Regions from separate parts of the Homo sapiens genome. Here regions 1 and 2 are each linked to region 3. Evidence: chromatin contacts called from ENCODE Hi-C or POLR2A ChIA-PET data. All regions are on one chromosome and are shown on one strand. The core of a region is the stretch at or near the end of the contact, and the rest is flanking DNA. Distances in the headings are between cores, read along the strand shown. Region 1 overlaps SFMBT2 (Scm like with four mbt domains 2). Region 2 overlaps LOC105376387 (a long non-coding RNA gene). Region 3 overlaps SFMBT2 (Scm like with four mbt domains 2).

What was found. A loop is a pair of places that touch in the nucleus more often than their neighbours do. ChIA-PET counts read pairs that join two places held with the same protein, here RNA polymerase II (POLR2A). Pooled maps may share reads with other maps.
Region 1: a loop to region 3 is called in a pooled map, with 2.3 times the contacts of the local background. The contact joins two enhancer-like sites. A Hi-C loop is called at or near these places in 1 of 50 pooled maps. POLR2A ChIA-PET finds 5 or more read pairs at or near these places in 3 of 52 experiments (B cell, GM12878 and OCI-LY7).
Region 2: a loop to region 3 is called in a pooled map, with 2.9 times the contacts of the local background. The contact joins two enhancer-like sites. A Hi-C loop is called at or near these places in 2 of 37 single-sample maps with no recorded cell type and 6 of 50 pooled maps. POLR2A ChIA-PET finds 5 or more read pairs at or near these places in 3 of 52 experiments (OCI-LY7, WTC11 and activated CD4-positive, alpha-beta T cell).

The regions. Positions count from the first base shown.
Region 1 is chr10:7,315,575-7,320,611 of GRCh38, forward strand. All of the region lies in intron 4 of SFMBT2 (Scm like with four mbt domains 2), which reads right to left. Among named protein-coding and RNA genes, the nearest start is that of SFMBT2, 93 kb to the right of the region's middle. RefSeq lists an enhancer at 3,782-3,851. Within about 2 kb of position 3,442, at least 4 of the 41 ENCODE cell types and tissues checked have a DNase peak (open chromatin) inside an H3K27ac peak, as active enhancers do; they include B cell, where a contact is called at or near this core.
Region 2 is chr10:6,925,906-6,930,807 of GRCh38, forward strand. The region is part of intron 3 of LOC105376387 (a long non-coding RNA gene); the gene reads right to left. Among named protein-coding and RNA genes, the nearest start is that of LINC00707, 150 kb to the left of the region's middle. RefSeq lists enhancers at 1,990-2,409, 2,141-2,230. Within about 2 kb of position 2,491, at least 13 of the 41 ENCODE cell types and tissues checked have a DNase peak (open chromatin) inside an H3K27ac peak, as active enhancers do.
Region 3 is chr10:7,154,907-7,159,729 of GRCh38, forward strand. SFMBT2 (Scm like with four mbt domains 2) reads right to left here. Exons shown (of 21, transcript NM_001387889.1): 21 at 3,718-4,823. Among named protein-coding and RNA genes, the nearest start is that of SNORD129, 29 kb to the right of the region's middle. Within about 2 kb of position 2,370, at least 2 of the 41 ENCODE cell types and tissues checked have a DNase peak (open chromatin) inside an H3K27ac peak, as active enhancers do; they include B cell, where a contact is called at or near this core.

The sequences.
Region 1 (5,037 bases), core at 2,192-4,691, 160 kb after region 3:
CCTGCCAACTGCAGATCTAGGGACTTGTCAGCCTCCATCATCACAGGAGCCAACTCCTTGGAACAAATCTCTCAATATCACCATCCTACAGGTTTTGTGTTCCTGGAGAACCCTGACTAGTCCATATGCCAAATAATTTCAATCTGCTACTAACCCAGATTATTCAAGTCCCAGATACACCAGTTAAGAGCTGTATGACCTTCAGCAAGTTACTTTTCCTCTCTGATCCTCGGTTTCCACAGGGACAAGAACAGTCCCCACCTCACAGGCTTGCTAGAAGTCTTAATGTAAAACCTGTACAACAGCACCTGAGACATAGTCAGCCCTCTTAATATTTGCTGTTATTAAGAAGATGTTCAGGCATAGAAGTACACAGATTAAGGCTAATCTATACAACACAGGGAAAACTGGAAGTGTCAGGAACACTAGAATTTCTGAGTTCCTGGAACAATTGGAAGCTGAACTTGGTCTACTTCATCACAGAGGGAAGAGATACAAAGACCATGCTGAGAACAGATGGTGAACCTTGAAGAGCCAAAACGCATGACCTCCCTCAACAGGACTCATGTTTATGCAATGTTCTAATTAGTGAATGGGTTGTGTTGGATTTTTATCAGAATGGCAAGAAAAACAGCAATGTTTACAGCTGGGCTAGGGCAGTTAGAAAGGCTCAGAGCAGTGCAGACCAGAAACAGCACTGAGAGCAGAGCCCAGCAGAAAAGATGCTACGGCCAAGGGATCCAGCCAGCTGGGCTAGAAAAGGCAGTGAGCGTACCCCAAAGCCATATGAGCAGGCAGGTGAGGGGCTGGGTGGAGGCTGGTGGGCCCAGCACACCCAGGAAAGGGAAGCGCCAATGGGTCAGTGATGGGCCCCGCCAGGCTGGAAAGCAGCACAAGGAACACTCAGATGAGAGCAAGGTTGGAATGAACTATGCAGGGGACGACAGGCCAGCCACGGGGTCCCCAAGGAAGCCTGCGACCTGGAGGACATTCTTCTCCCATGCAACTGAGTTTAAAACCTGGATCCACCATGCACAGGACAAGTCACTCAAGCCCTCTGTTCAGCTCTCTTTCATTCCACACAAAATATGAAGAGAAGTCTCAAAGTCACTAGCATCGTGCCTGTAAATGAAGAGGTTCCCCTTTCTGGCCTGCCAAGATGGTCTAGCATGCCTGCTCACTTCGAGGATTTCTCCAGGATCAACTCCTCTGAAAAAGATCCCCTATTGGACTCTCCATGAACCTCTTGATATTACATAGCCATAGTATGTAGGCTGGTGAACATGATAACCTCCCTCCCCACACATAAACACACACACACACACATGCAAACCACACATACATATGTGCATGCCTATGAAGTCCTTAAACTCAGGGACTATGCCTATTTGTTTCTCTATTGATAAATGTGATATCTAGTGTGTGGCAGAGCTCACAACTGTGTACTAAATGAGCACATACTTCCTTCTAAAATTCTGGTCGTGTCCCCCTCATCAGTTGCAGTCTTTGCAGGGCTTGGAAAGCACTGCTCCTTCAGGAGAGGGCTTTGTCCTCGTGCCCCCTCCCCCAGGGTCATGTCCTGAGTGTGTGAGCCTACTCAGAGGACTGGCCCACACTAAATCCATGGGCAGGACCCATGTGGGCAGCTGTGGGAAGCCACATGGTTTTATTCCTCTCATCATTCGAAAATAGAGGCAGCTTAATGGAAAAAAAAAAATCCTACAGAATTTAAGATCCTTATTTTTAATAAAAGCATCTGCTCTCAATTCCAAGCGAAGACATATCATGGCCAGCGTGGTGGCTCACACCTGTAATCGCAGCACTTTGGGAGGCCAAAGCGGGCAGATCACCTGAGGCCAGGAGTTCAAGACCAGCCGACTAACATGGAGAAACCCCATCTCTACTGAAAATACAAAATTAGCCAGGCGTGGTGGCGCATGCCTGTAATCCCAGCTACTCAGGAGGCTGAGGGAGGAGAACCACTTGAACTCAGGAGGCGGAGGTTGCGGTGAGCGAAGATCATGCCACTGCACTCGAGCCTGGGCAACAAGAACAAAACTCCGTCTCAAAAAAAAAAAAAAAAAGTACACATCAGCAATATCATAGCTTCTGGCCACGCTGACCTGGTCCACAGAGGAGAAGGTAAAAGATCTGAGTCAGATCCTTGTGTGAACCTGCGTAAGGAAAACACTAATTTATGTAACAAAATGACATGAAATATTAGGTTTCAAATTCTATTAAACCACCAAGGAAATGCACAAAAACCCCTGGTGGGCGTCATTTGGAAGACAAAATTGTATCTCTGGATGAAAAAGATATTTGACTTCGTTATAAATTCCAAAAAATCAGCAAGTCATAGAACACCACAATTCAGTATTATCCTAACCACAACTTGGGACAGTCTAAGACGGTGGCTGCAAACCACAAAGATATGCACCATCTTAAGGAAGAAATGATTTTCTGAGAACTCTAAGGAATATTGAATGGAGAAGAATTAACTGCAACACAGAAGTGTCCACTGGAGCTGGTACTTGTAGGTCTGACCATGAAATTCTGGCTAATGCTGGGAAGAAGAGAAAGTGGCAAATTCATGGGGACACAGGAGGCATTCTGCCAGAACCTTCTTGCCTGTTCTCACTGATATTCTCTGCCCTAAAGACCACGGTTTCACAACCTTTTTTTCTCTCATTATCATGCCCCTAAGAAGCCCTTTTAGATATTTGTTCTAAACACCTCCTCCTCATGAAATTGTAAAACCACAGATATCCTTCATATCTTTTTATGTGTTATACTGACATCTGTGCTTGGCACATTTTAAAAGCATGATTTTTTTTTCACCTCTTTGGAGGTGATATTGTCCCCACTTAGAAATACATGACCTGAATTCCAGGTCAGCCAATGCCCAAGTACTTGGACTTGTACCTGGCACCTGGGCTCAATCAAGAATCTTATGACTTGAATGAGTGAAATAACATTTACCTTTCATTAGCAGGAATGTAACACAGTGGCTCTGTTAAATATGCCTTGAGCCACAATATGACACATCAGTCATACTGATAGAAGAATATCCACTCAATCCTTCAGTAAATACACAGCCCAAATGCTGAGGGAACTGGAGCGAGAAAATAATAAAGGTTCGCGTCTCCGCGTCTTCTATTCTGGGCTAGGACAGACGAATGGTCAAGTGGCAAATATGTTATCAGACAATAAAAATGCTAAAAAGGGAAATAAATCTGCCAGGGTGGGGCTGATTTTATTTGTACACAATTCCTCAAATCCTCATGAAAAAAATGACATTTTAGCAGAGACTTAAAGGAATTGAGAGTAAACCATGCAATTATCTGAGGGAAGGGTGTTCCAGGCAGAGAGTGCCGCCTGTACAAAGGCCCCGGGCCATAAACCAACTTGGCATCTCTGACAAAAGGGAAGGAAGCCAAGCCCACTGGAGCAGGGCCACACGAGGGATCGCAGAAGACAAAGTCAGAGACACGGAGGCAGAGTTTCCGTGGGTGGATTCATTAACCAGGTGCACTGCAAGACATCTTTAAACTATGTCCCTCAGAACTTCTAGGCAAAGCAGTCAACATGCAAACAAAAAACGTAAGTCCGCTGGCAAGGAAGTCACTAAACCAAAATCATCAAGTTCGCAGTACTCCTGGGGTAAAAATACAGAGCTAGGAACTGTGCACATGTCTTTCTTCAAATCTTAGCAGCAATTAATTCCCCGGCGTTCTGCAAAAGCATTACTTTTGCTCATTCAGGAGAAAGAAATCCAAAGTTTAAAACTGAATACTGTCACAGAGCTGCAAACACAAGGTCCCTGAGAAAGCCAACCAGCCTATCTCAAACTGGATGGGACACAAGTCTGTTCTTAATTTGACCTAGATCTTGGGGAAAACAAACGTCCTTCACGTACAAAGGTACACTTATTTCCGGATGTCTTAAGAAATTCCCAGAGTCACAGGTATCAGTTATGGTATATCAGGAAGTTTCATTTTGTTTATTGCTGGATTTTGTAAAATCTTTTTGTAGCATGTAAGCTACAGGAATTAAACTAGGTGCTACCAAAGAGAGAGACAGAGAGAGAGAGAGAGACAGAGAGAGACAAAGACTGAGAGACTGAGAGACAGAGATAGACTGAAAGAGACAGAGAGAGAGGAAGATAGAGAGACAGAGAGAGAGAGACAGAGAGAGACACAGAGAGAGAGAGAGGGAGAGACAGACAGACAGAGACTGAGAGAGAGACAGAGAGAGACAGAGAGGAAGACAGAGAGACAGAGAGAGACACAGAGGGAGACAGAGAGGGAGAGAGACAGAGAGACAGAGAGAGACTAAGAGAGAGAGACAGAGAGACTGAGAGAGACACAGAGACTGAGAGAGACAGAGAGAGATGAAGACAGAGAGACACAGAGAGAGAGACAGAGAGGGAGACAGAGAAGGAGAGAGACAGAAAGAGAAAGAGAGAGACAAAGACAGACAGAGACAGAGAGAGAGACATAGAGACAGAGAGAGACAGAGACAGAGAGAGAGAGACAGACAGAGAAAGTCAAAGCTTGACAACGCCAACTTGGCCAGATGCATGGCTCATTACTTTAATACACTGTCATACATGCGAAGTGATTTAAATTCACTCAAGTTGCTTCCCTTTCCCATCAAACGAGACGCCTGAGTGTGCAGCTGCTGACTCTTAACAATTAATTAATGACTCACTTTTATCTAGTTCTTCCTCAAAGTACTTCCAATCATGTGGTAAGTGTTCTCTACCATCTTGCCCCGCGGTATAAATGAAACAAGCCGGAGGGTCAGAGGGTTACAGCCACTTGTTCTCCAATTCAGACAAGAGAACCAGGGCAGAGATGCTGATTCTCTAGGATTGGAAAAAATGAGCTTATCCTTTGAAATCTTCTTTCCTTCTATTTTTTTCCTGGAGAATCACTGGAGTATTTTCTTATGAAAGGAACCATTTCACTATAGGAAGTAAGATCAACAATTGCAGAGAACAGTAAAGTCACACCTGCTGAGAGCCAATATATGGAA
Region 2 (4,902 bases), core at 1,241-3,740, 230 kb before region 3:
TGACAGAGCGAGACTCTGTGTCAAAAAAAAAGAAAGGAAGGAAGGAAAGAAGGAAGGAAGGAAGGAAAGAAGAAAGAAAGAAAGAAAGAAAGAGAAAGAAAGAAAGAAAGAAAGAAAGAAAGAAAGAAAGAAAGAAAGAAAGAAAGAAAAGAAAGAAAAGAGAGAGAAAGAAAGAAAAAATCCAGTGACATTTATTTTACATCTATCATTTTCTTTCTAGGGCTTTTTCACTATATGTTACTATATTACTTTATTTTTCTCATTTCTATCCTTCAGGACTCTTTGTCTTTTTATCACGCCGTCGATTCTCTCTTGTGACCACTGGATTTCCTTTTCGTTTCTATGACGGTTTCGCTTTTTCTTCTATTTATTTTCTGAGTTCTCCTCATTCCTGTCTTATAACCTGCAGTTGTCTCTCGGCATTCTCCTGGAATTATTACATTTCCACTTTGTGGCATTCCTTCTTAGTAGTAATTGCTTCATTATGCTCCTTAAAATCTGGCAAAATGTTTGGTTGCAGTTCATCTTTGCTCAGTGGCACTGTTTTTAGGAGAATAATCCGTATCAGTTGGAAAGCTTTGCAGATCTTTTCCACATATTTATTCACAATAAATTTTCTTACTGTTTATCATTAAAAACTTGGTTTTTTATGACCCAGCTATTGGCAGACTAGTCCTATAGGCAGAGACAAAGCAGGGCAGTCCTGGCTTCACAGCAAAGGGCTTATTCCTTCACTGCCACAGAAACAGAATGCTCACTGTGAATATTGCTCTTCTGTGTGAGACTGGATTTCCATTTCTGGGGCCATCGTGACTTCTACCACCAGCTTTCCTTGTCCTGGCACAAGATATCCACTGTTGCAAATGAGAAATATAGCTCTTGTACTACCAGACTATCAGTTTTTGCATTTTTATGGATCTTCCTGAATTTTCCTTCTTATGAGTCCACTCATTACTCTCTGAGCTTCTGATTTTTCCTACTCTTTCCTACTGCTCTTCCTTCCATCTGCTTCTGCCTTATTTGGGGCTTTTGAAAGTCCCTACAGGTATTTTGAAGTCAGCATATCATCTGATTTCTAAATTTCATGGACAGTTGAATTTGCAGGACTTAGGAAATTCTTCTAGTTTTTTGTTTGTTTGTCTGCTTGCTTCTTTAGGAGAAGAAGGAGAAAACACTGATGGATATAGTCATGTTCATAAGAAGATCTCTTCCGAGTGTTTGATGCAACCTCTGCTTCCGCTATCCCATCTTCTCACACTCCCCTTTGTGCTAGTTCTTCTCATCTGCATGCAGCTTCTTTCCTGTCATTTGACCATCATGGAGAAGCTCTTTTTTCATGAACATTTTCCTTCTGAAAACCACATATGTCCCACTGTCAGTTTTGCACATCTATTTCATTATCAGACTTGAAAATGTATCCCTCTTATCCATTTCCTTACTTTATCAAAAATGTTGGAAATGAATAACATATGGAATGTACATTAACTTAGTTACCATCATTTTAGTTGTCCATCACCAGTACCTAATCATGATGGTTAGTTCATGGATGAATTTTCAACGAATATGCATGCAACAATGCTAGGTGTGTCAATGATGGTTCCTTGACTTAAATGAAGTATATGGTCTGCTTAAATCACCTGCCTTTTTCTGTGATCAACTAATTTAAATTAAGAAATGAAATAAAAAATTATAGCAGGGAGCCTTGAAGGTAGGTTGAAAACTGTCTGCTGAGTCAGTAGCTCTATTTTTATCCAAACAGACAAGAAGACAGCAAGCCCCTTGACTTGTGGTTTCCGTTCTCTCATTTCCTGTGTGCACCCACATGAACCATGTGCCCTCCCTGACTCCCTGCCTCCACGTCTAGAGAAGGAGGCGTGGGTCTTCTCTAATTCCCCTTGTGTGCTTGACTTGTTCCCCACCACCCAAGGGCTAAGGCTTAGGCACTGCGTTGAAAACTTCAGCACAGCAGGGAACCTCAGCCACTCTGTCTTCTATCCATCCTCCCTCATGTCTTCTCTGTACTCCTGTCTCTATCAGTTGGCACCTGGGCCTCCGCCTGCCTTCACCTCCTTGTCTCCATCCTTGCAATGAATGCCGTAGTATGACCACCTCTTCTTCTCCAGTGTAACTTCACTCTGGCACTATTTTCTGAAACTTGTGGACCCTCCATGCCACAGCTACCCTAAACCCACTCTCCTGAGAAGCCCCAGTTCCCAGAACGGAAGTCCAGGTCGGCCCTCGGCCGCCACACTTCCCTAAACAGCAGCTGCCTAAGAGTCTGTGAACCTGCACAATTTTCACTAGCAGTGTCTCAACAATTAGCCGGTGCCTCACAAGTGGGGCAGATGGTATAGCCAGGAATGAGAGTTTCATGTTTCTTCTGATTCACATGCATTCCTATCTAAAGGCTGTTTCCTTTTAGAGACAAACTAATTTTTTCTCTTTCGTCCTTTGCCTGGGCTTTATGTTTACTTCTACAAGCTGGCACTTCCGATGGTTTCTAGAGAGCTCATTGGTGCTCTCTCTCTCTCTAACACACACACACACACACACACACACACACACACACACACTATGTACACACCTCACAGGAAATGGAAACTTGTTCCCATTATGGGTCCTGAAACAAAGCTCTGTGGATATGCATGTGCTACTTAGATTTTCTATCCCAGGAAATGAGTTTAAATACCTACCTCCCCAACAAATTTTTTTTTCAGAGACAACAGACCTCGGAAGACAAGTGGAAGTTGAAACTCTCCTTGAATGCGGTTCTTGGGAGTTGGAAATCTCCATTGCCGTTGCTTCCCCATGGAAGGCTTTGCAGTGCTAAATGGCTTATCTCCATGACAACCAGAAGAGCTGGTTGTTGTTTTTTTTTTTTTTTTTTTCTGCTGGACATTTTTTTCTAGATTTTACTTCATATTTAAAATAATTAAAAGTGTTTATCTCAGTACACCACAACCAGTCATTTACTGGGCCAGTGTCAGGAGGCAGTTCACATCCGTTTGGGGTCCACTCAAACCACCTCCATGCTGTCGGCCTTCAAAGTTTCCAAGAGGTTTGGTTTCTCTTTGAAATCTGGCTTCTCACTTGCGCACTGTATAACTTTTAAACAGATTAATTTTTTTAGTTCCTTATATATAAGTTTTCTGCATGTAAAAATTTAAGATAATTTTATGTCAAGAAGAGCAGAGAAGATGTATTAGATAAAGTGTGAGAGACTGCCTGATAGAGCTGAACACATGGGAAGCATACAAAATATTCATCTCTCTGCTTATTCGTTTCCTTAGCAGAATATCTGGCTGCAGCTTACTGTAGCCATCCTGTCATCAGTTCCCAAACGGGAGGAATGCCATGGTCTCTTGACAGAGGCTCTCTTGCACTGTTGGAGGCAAGGGCCTGCTGTCCTGTCAGGTTGGCCCATTTATCCAGTTACTCGTGAAATATCTTGTTCTCTCAGAGAATCAACCGGCGGCTGTGTGCTGACTTCACAAAGAAAAATCCATTCTCTCACCAAGTAGTTGTCAAGCATAATAAAGAAAAACTGGCAGAATAATTGGGGTGGTTGCTGAGTCTAACTCAATATCGTATGAAAGAAAATATATGGAACAGTGGTGTTTAAAGAGAACTGCACACCTCTGTTTGTATGGCAGGCTCAAACACAGCCAGTCAGACGTATGTAGAGTCAAAGTGAGGAAGTGGAGGTCATTTAGACTACTGGTAGACCCAGAATTCGAGCCAAAACAGAAGCAGAAAACAGAAATAGATGCTTCAGGATCTGTCTCTCTGCCAAGCCAACCCAGCGATTCTCATCAGAAACCTCAACAAACAATTGGAAGAGAAACAGGTAGAAATTGTGGTTCAATTTTAAGGTATCATTGTGTTTATTTTGAAGCACTTTTTTCTTCAAGATGGAAATCATTTTAGTGTCTTATTTAGTTATAAATGTGATGAATACTTGCTGCAAAAACAATCAGAAGAAACAGTTTTATTGCTTTATTTAGTTAAAATGTGATGTAAAAACAACCAGAGGCTACAAAAAATAGAAAAAAGAAAAGAGAAAAAAGATGAAAGAAGGACAAGAATGAAAGAAAGGAAGAAAAAGATGAGAAGAAAACACGTGAAAGGGGTCATAGTATGCCACCCCAAAATATATTATTTTGGGACATTGATTATTTTGAGCTGTAGATGATCAAGAAACAGCAGATCCAGGAAGATTATTTAGAGCTGAAGATGATTGAGAAATAGCAGATCCAGGAAGAGCTGTCTCCCCACTTTCTATGTATATAAAAGTGGGGCATAAATTTTCTGTAAGAAAAGTACCCCCCAGGTGCCAGGAAGAGGAGAGAATTTTTGTCAGAGATGGGGAGTCGAAGCTGAGATGAATCCATACAAACAAGCCTACTAAAATTATATTTGCCTTCCATTAATTTTCCCTATGTATTTCTTAGTAACTGTCCCATGGTTTGCCTCCCCAAACCCAAACCCCTTTCTCCCTTGACTGTCCATGTCTCCATAATTTATTATTATCTGTTAAAATGATATATAGGTTCTTGTGCCTTTTCACCTCTTTGAATTCTCATTTCTTACATATGAAAGGCCCCATATACACATAAACACATTAGTATCAAATAACATTTGTATGCTTTCCCTCCTATTAACCTGTCTTTTGTCTATTTAATTCTCAGGACCAACCACAGAACCTAACAGGAGAGAGAAAAAGTCTTTCCTCCCCTATGGAAGGAAGGAAGGAGAATAAAAATAAAGCATGATTGGTAATACAGCCACTCAAGAGAAACACTGTCCATTGGCTTTTGATTACTGACCACAGTAATTTATATTCTCCAAAAAAAAACTAGTGAATGTGTTCAGCAATTAGCCCATTGGTGAAGGCATGGAGAG
Region 3 (4,823 bases), core at 1,120-3,619:
ATAGTGAAGAATAAAATATCAAGAATAAGCAAGACAACTTTGAATAGAAACAATAAGGCAGGAAAATTTCCTTTACCAAGTAACAGGGGTTATTAGATAGTGTGATGACAGCATTGATCAGGATAGACGCACACACCAATGAAACCAAATATTGACCTGACGTAGACCTGCACTTGAATGTAAACTTGAAATATGACACGTGGGATGGCCAGTCAATGGGGAAAGGATAGACCCTGGGCAATTAGAATAGAATAGGGCAATTTCACTGGCCTACATGTGCATTCCACATCATTGCACACTTGTCAGATTAGCAATCATGAAAAACACCACTGCATGTTGTCAAGGTGCAGAGCAGGGATGAATTTCCTATGCCAGGAGTGGAAGCTAGCGCTAACACTTTGTGTGTGTGTGTGTGTTTAGATGTAGAGTCTCACTATGTCGCCCAGGCTGGAGTGCAGTGGTGCGATCTTGGCTCACTGCAGCCTCTAACTCCTGGGCTCAAGTGATCTTCTCACCTCAACTTCCCAAGTAGCTGGGACCACAGGCAAGCATCAACATTCCCAGCTAATTATTTCCATTTTTTTTTTTTTTTTTTTTTTTTTTTTTGTAGAGATGTGGTCTCACTGTAGTCTCAAATGCCTGGGCTCAAGTGATGCTCCTGCCTTGGCCTCCCAAAGTGCTGAGATTACACGGGTGACCCACTGCACTTGAACCACTTTGGATAATACTGGTAGTACCGCCACAAAGAAAATTCTAGAGAGTTTGGGGAAAACAAAACATAAACTTTTAAAAGAAAATAAAGGAGAATATGTCTATGTCCTAGGAATAGATACGTTTTCTTAAACAAGAGAATAAAAGCAAAAACCATAGAGATGTCTTCATTAATATCATTGCCCCTACTATAAGCAGTGGCCAGTTAATCTCCCACACCCATGCCTTCCACCTGCTGTGCACTCAACCAGAAGCAAAAGCTTTAGTGACTATGATGCCAGAGTGTCAGGATTATTATCCCCTACTTACCAAGAGCAAAAGGGTCCCTACTGCTTTCAGAGAGGTGGCAATCTGACTGCAAACTCCTAGCTGAGAAGCTGTTTTATAAGCTTCTTGCACAAATTGTCTTATCTGGGCTTCAAAGATAACAAAGTCTGAGGCAAAGCATATGTGCTAATATTTTATTGTGGAATGAAACATCGAGGCAGCAGGAATAAGGGAAAATAGACATTGAGGCAGGTAGGGCTGGAAAGCAAATACCAGGTGGTACGTTATAGAGTTGACCTCAGCTTAAGGTTTCTCTCTCAAGGTTTCTAGTCAGGCTAAACAAAACTACCATTTTTCAGAATACATCATCCAGGGAAAGGGAAAGGACACTGCTGCTAGCTCCCTCCCATCTCTCACTGATCCAAGCTGGTACCCTGGGACACAAATTCTGCTTTACCTGAGAGTGGTGTCACGCAGCCCTTCTGGTTGACTGTTGGGGAAGCCAAATCCTGCACACCATGGTGTGTACTTCATTTGAATCTAAGTTTGGTGGGTAGGGCCCAAACTCTCAATGACTTAATTGGATTGGGACTGGTGGCTGAAGTTTCTGCCAAGGTGGATGTGAAGGAGACAATGGTAGTGGCAGCCAGGATGTTCCAATGAGCAAGTGCTCAAAGGCCCAGGAGTTGATGGTGCCCAGTGATGCTGGGAATCTGGTTCACTACCTCATGCTAACTCTGCCTAGAATCACACAATGTTTATCTAACATCCAATCCTCCTACCAACCATGTAGGAGTAGCACTATCCACCTCTTACAGAAAAGAAAACTGAGGCTTTGTACAACATACCTTGCACGTAGTAGAATGAGTATTTGAACCTAGTAAAAAGTGCAACGTTTGTACTCTTTCTCCTAGCCAATGTACATCTCCTATTCCAAAAATTCTAAGCAAAAGATGGCAATACCTATGATAAAAGAAATTTTGGGGTTGGTGGGAAGACATGGTGGTAGTGGTCACTGTGTGTTGATCGGACTTCAGAATAACAAAGGAAGAGTTTCCTTTTTACTTATTACTATGATGCACCATTTAGACATATTAGTTATAGAGAACACAAAACAACATACTTTGACACAACAAATGAACTGCATTAAATGGAATGTGTTATAACCCAGGCTTGGGCTGACAACATAAAAACCTCTTGATGAAACTATCCCCAAGTAAACCTTTGCATCCCATCTATTATTTTGATGTTGTATTTTCACCAAACTGATAATATGTCCAGTCTTCACATGGAATCACCCAAGGTCACATTGACATAAACGGCATTTCTTTAAACACAGTCCTTGAAACTCCAGTAAGCATCATGCTCTTTCACAGACTTGAAATAGTCACAGCACAAACCCCAAGACAAAGGGGAAGTAACTTCCAGTGAACTGAGCAAACAGCCTCACTAAAGAGCAGAAGAATTAAAAATAGGTTTTCGGTGGTAACATGAAAAGAAATACAGATTTTCTTTCTTGCCTTGATTCATTCAATTTAGAGGTGCAAAACAGAGTTCAGCTTCCACTCTCTTATATCTTTGGTCTTTCTCTTCTCAAAGATCTTCAGGTGCAAAATTGAAGTACAACCATCCTATTTACTCAGCCATTTCACCCTTTATCTATTTGCTTCCGGTGTATTTTGAGGAAATGAACAATATGTTTCCCATTTTGCCCTCTTAGGCCTCATTTTTCCTATTAAAAAAAGTTTCCCAGCCAGATGTGGTGGCATGCCTGTGGTCCCAGCTACTCAGGAGGCTAAGGTGGGAGGATCACCTAAGCCCAGGCGTTTGAGGCTCCAGAGAGCCGTGATCATGCCACTGTACTCTAGCCTGGGTGACAGTGAGACCCTGTCTCAAAAAAAAAGTTTCCATAATTAAAACAAAAGAAAAATTTCTATATGTAGAATGTGATTGCCATCAGAGCAAAAATAATATTTAAAGAGAAGTAAATGACTGCACCACTGCACTCTGGGGTGACAGAGCGAGAGCCTGTCTCTAAAAAGAAAGCAATAAAGTAAAAAACAAGGTGAAGCAAGATACTTGAAATCATCTGGGATGTATGAAAAAAAGAAATCGTTCAACACTCCTCCACCTCCGTTACCTCAGTGCTTTTTCTCCTCTTCTCCCTCAACTCTGTCCCTAGGAGATGCTTTCCTTCTCCCTTAACCCTGTCCCTAGGAGACGCTACCTGAACCTGTGGTGACAGAGGAAGGGGACAGGTTCTGCCTGCGAGAGATCCGAGAGATGGGGTAGGATGGCAAAGGTCTCTCTTCCTATCCCAACTTCATTGCCTAAAACCTATGTGTGACACTTAAAGAAAAATGATAAATGTAAATGTGGTTATTTAATTATTGCTCTCATAGTAATAAAGCAGTCTTTCTACTAAGGCATCAGGAAATCCCAGAATAACGGAAATGATTGAAAGTGGGAGGGCTAGAGGTAGTTGTGTGAGGATACACGAGAATGTTTTAACAACTAAAAAGAATAAACACAAGTTCCTCGACCAGAAAGTTCCATTCTGGAGCTAGGAGGTGACTCTGAGAGGTCACACAGGACTTTGAGAGCCGTGGTCGTTAACAACCTAGAAATAAGGCTTTAGTGTGTGGCAAAAACAAAACAAAAAATTCAGAACAAAATAACTAATGCAGACGCTAAAGATAATATTGAATGACCTTCAACACAAAGACCCAAACACCACCATAGAATTTATTTTTACTTTATTAACAATGTGGCTTACAATTTTTTTGAAGTAAAAAGGGTTTTTTTCATTTAGAATAAAAATTAAAATATAACTCTGATATAGATTTTCATTTATTTACATGAAAACATATATACAGAATACAATCTTACAGCAAACCAAAAGCATGCCCTTCGTCCTGCAAATTTCAAAAGTAATGACACCAATTTTTCCCTTTTACGCACCAAAAACATACACAAGATAGGAATCCAATTTCAATACAAACTATTCAAACTAGAATGCAAAACAGTGAAAGAGCTTTCAACAATCACGACGAGGGATAGTTGATGCTTCCAGAGATCATGCTGGCTCCTGTTTCAAGCAAGTGAGATGATTATCTTTTTCTGTCATTTAAAAAAATTTGCCTCAAATTTTTCATCCTAAGGTGATTTTTAGCCAACGATTGTCCTAGAATTTTCCTTTTTTCGTCAGCACATCGCTTCAGCCACACAAAAAGCACTGCTCTGCGTTGGTTAGGCGACACGACCGTCATACTTACTGGGCCAAATCCCATTACTTAGTGCCAACAATTCAGAAGGATTATGGCCTCTTCCTCAAACAATATGGAATTATTTGAGTTGTTACTTGTCATTGAAACTAGAGAGGTTTTAAACCAAAATTCAAGGCAGTACTCTGTCAGCAATTACAACTTTTAGGTAAATTACATGGGTCAAAAGTAGCACAATTTGATTTTATCATAGTATGTTTGGGGTATCTGCAAACCATTCTAGTGATAGAGCTATGAGAACTGGTCAACTTAAGAGTTCAACCATGTGAAAGGGAGTAATTTCCAGAAAATTCTTGAACAGAAAAGGGCAGTAAACAAAAGAATTATTGAATTATAATAGTTGCCAATACAGATTTCCTTTGCTATTTAATTATTGCACCAACGAGATATGGGCAGTATGGATATCTTGCCAACAATTTCTTCCTTAACAACTACAGGTTTCTTAATTGACTATGTTGCCTTTCAAATAATTGCACGCACGATCACAGCTTTCTAAAGACAGAAGAGAGAGGAAGTGAAGCCTTGATTCGCCATCTCAATCCAAAAGCAGCAAAGATGCTC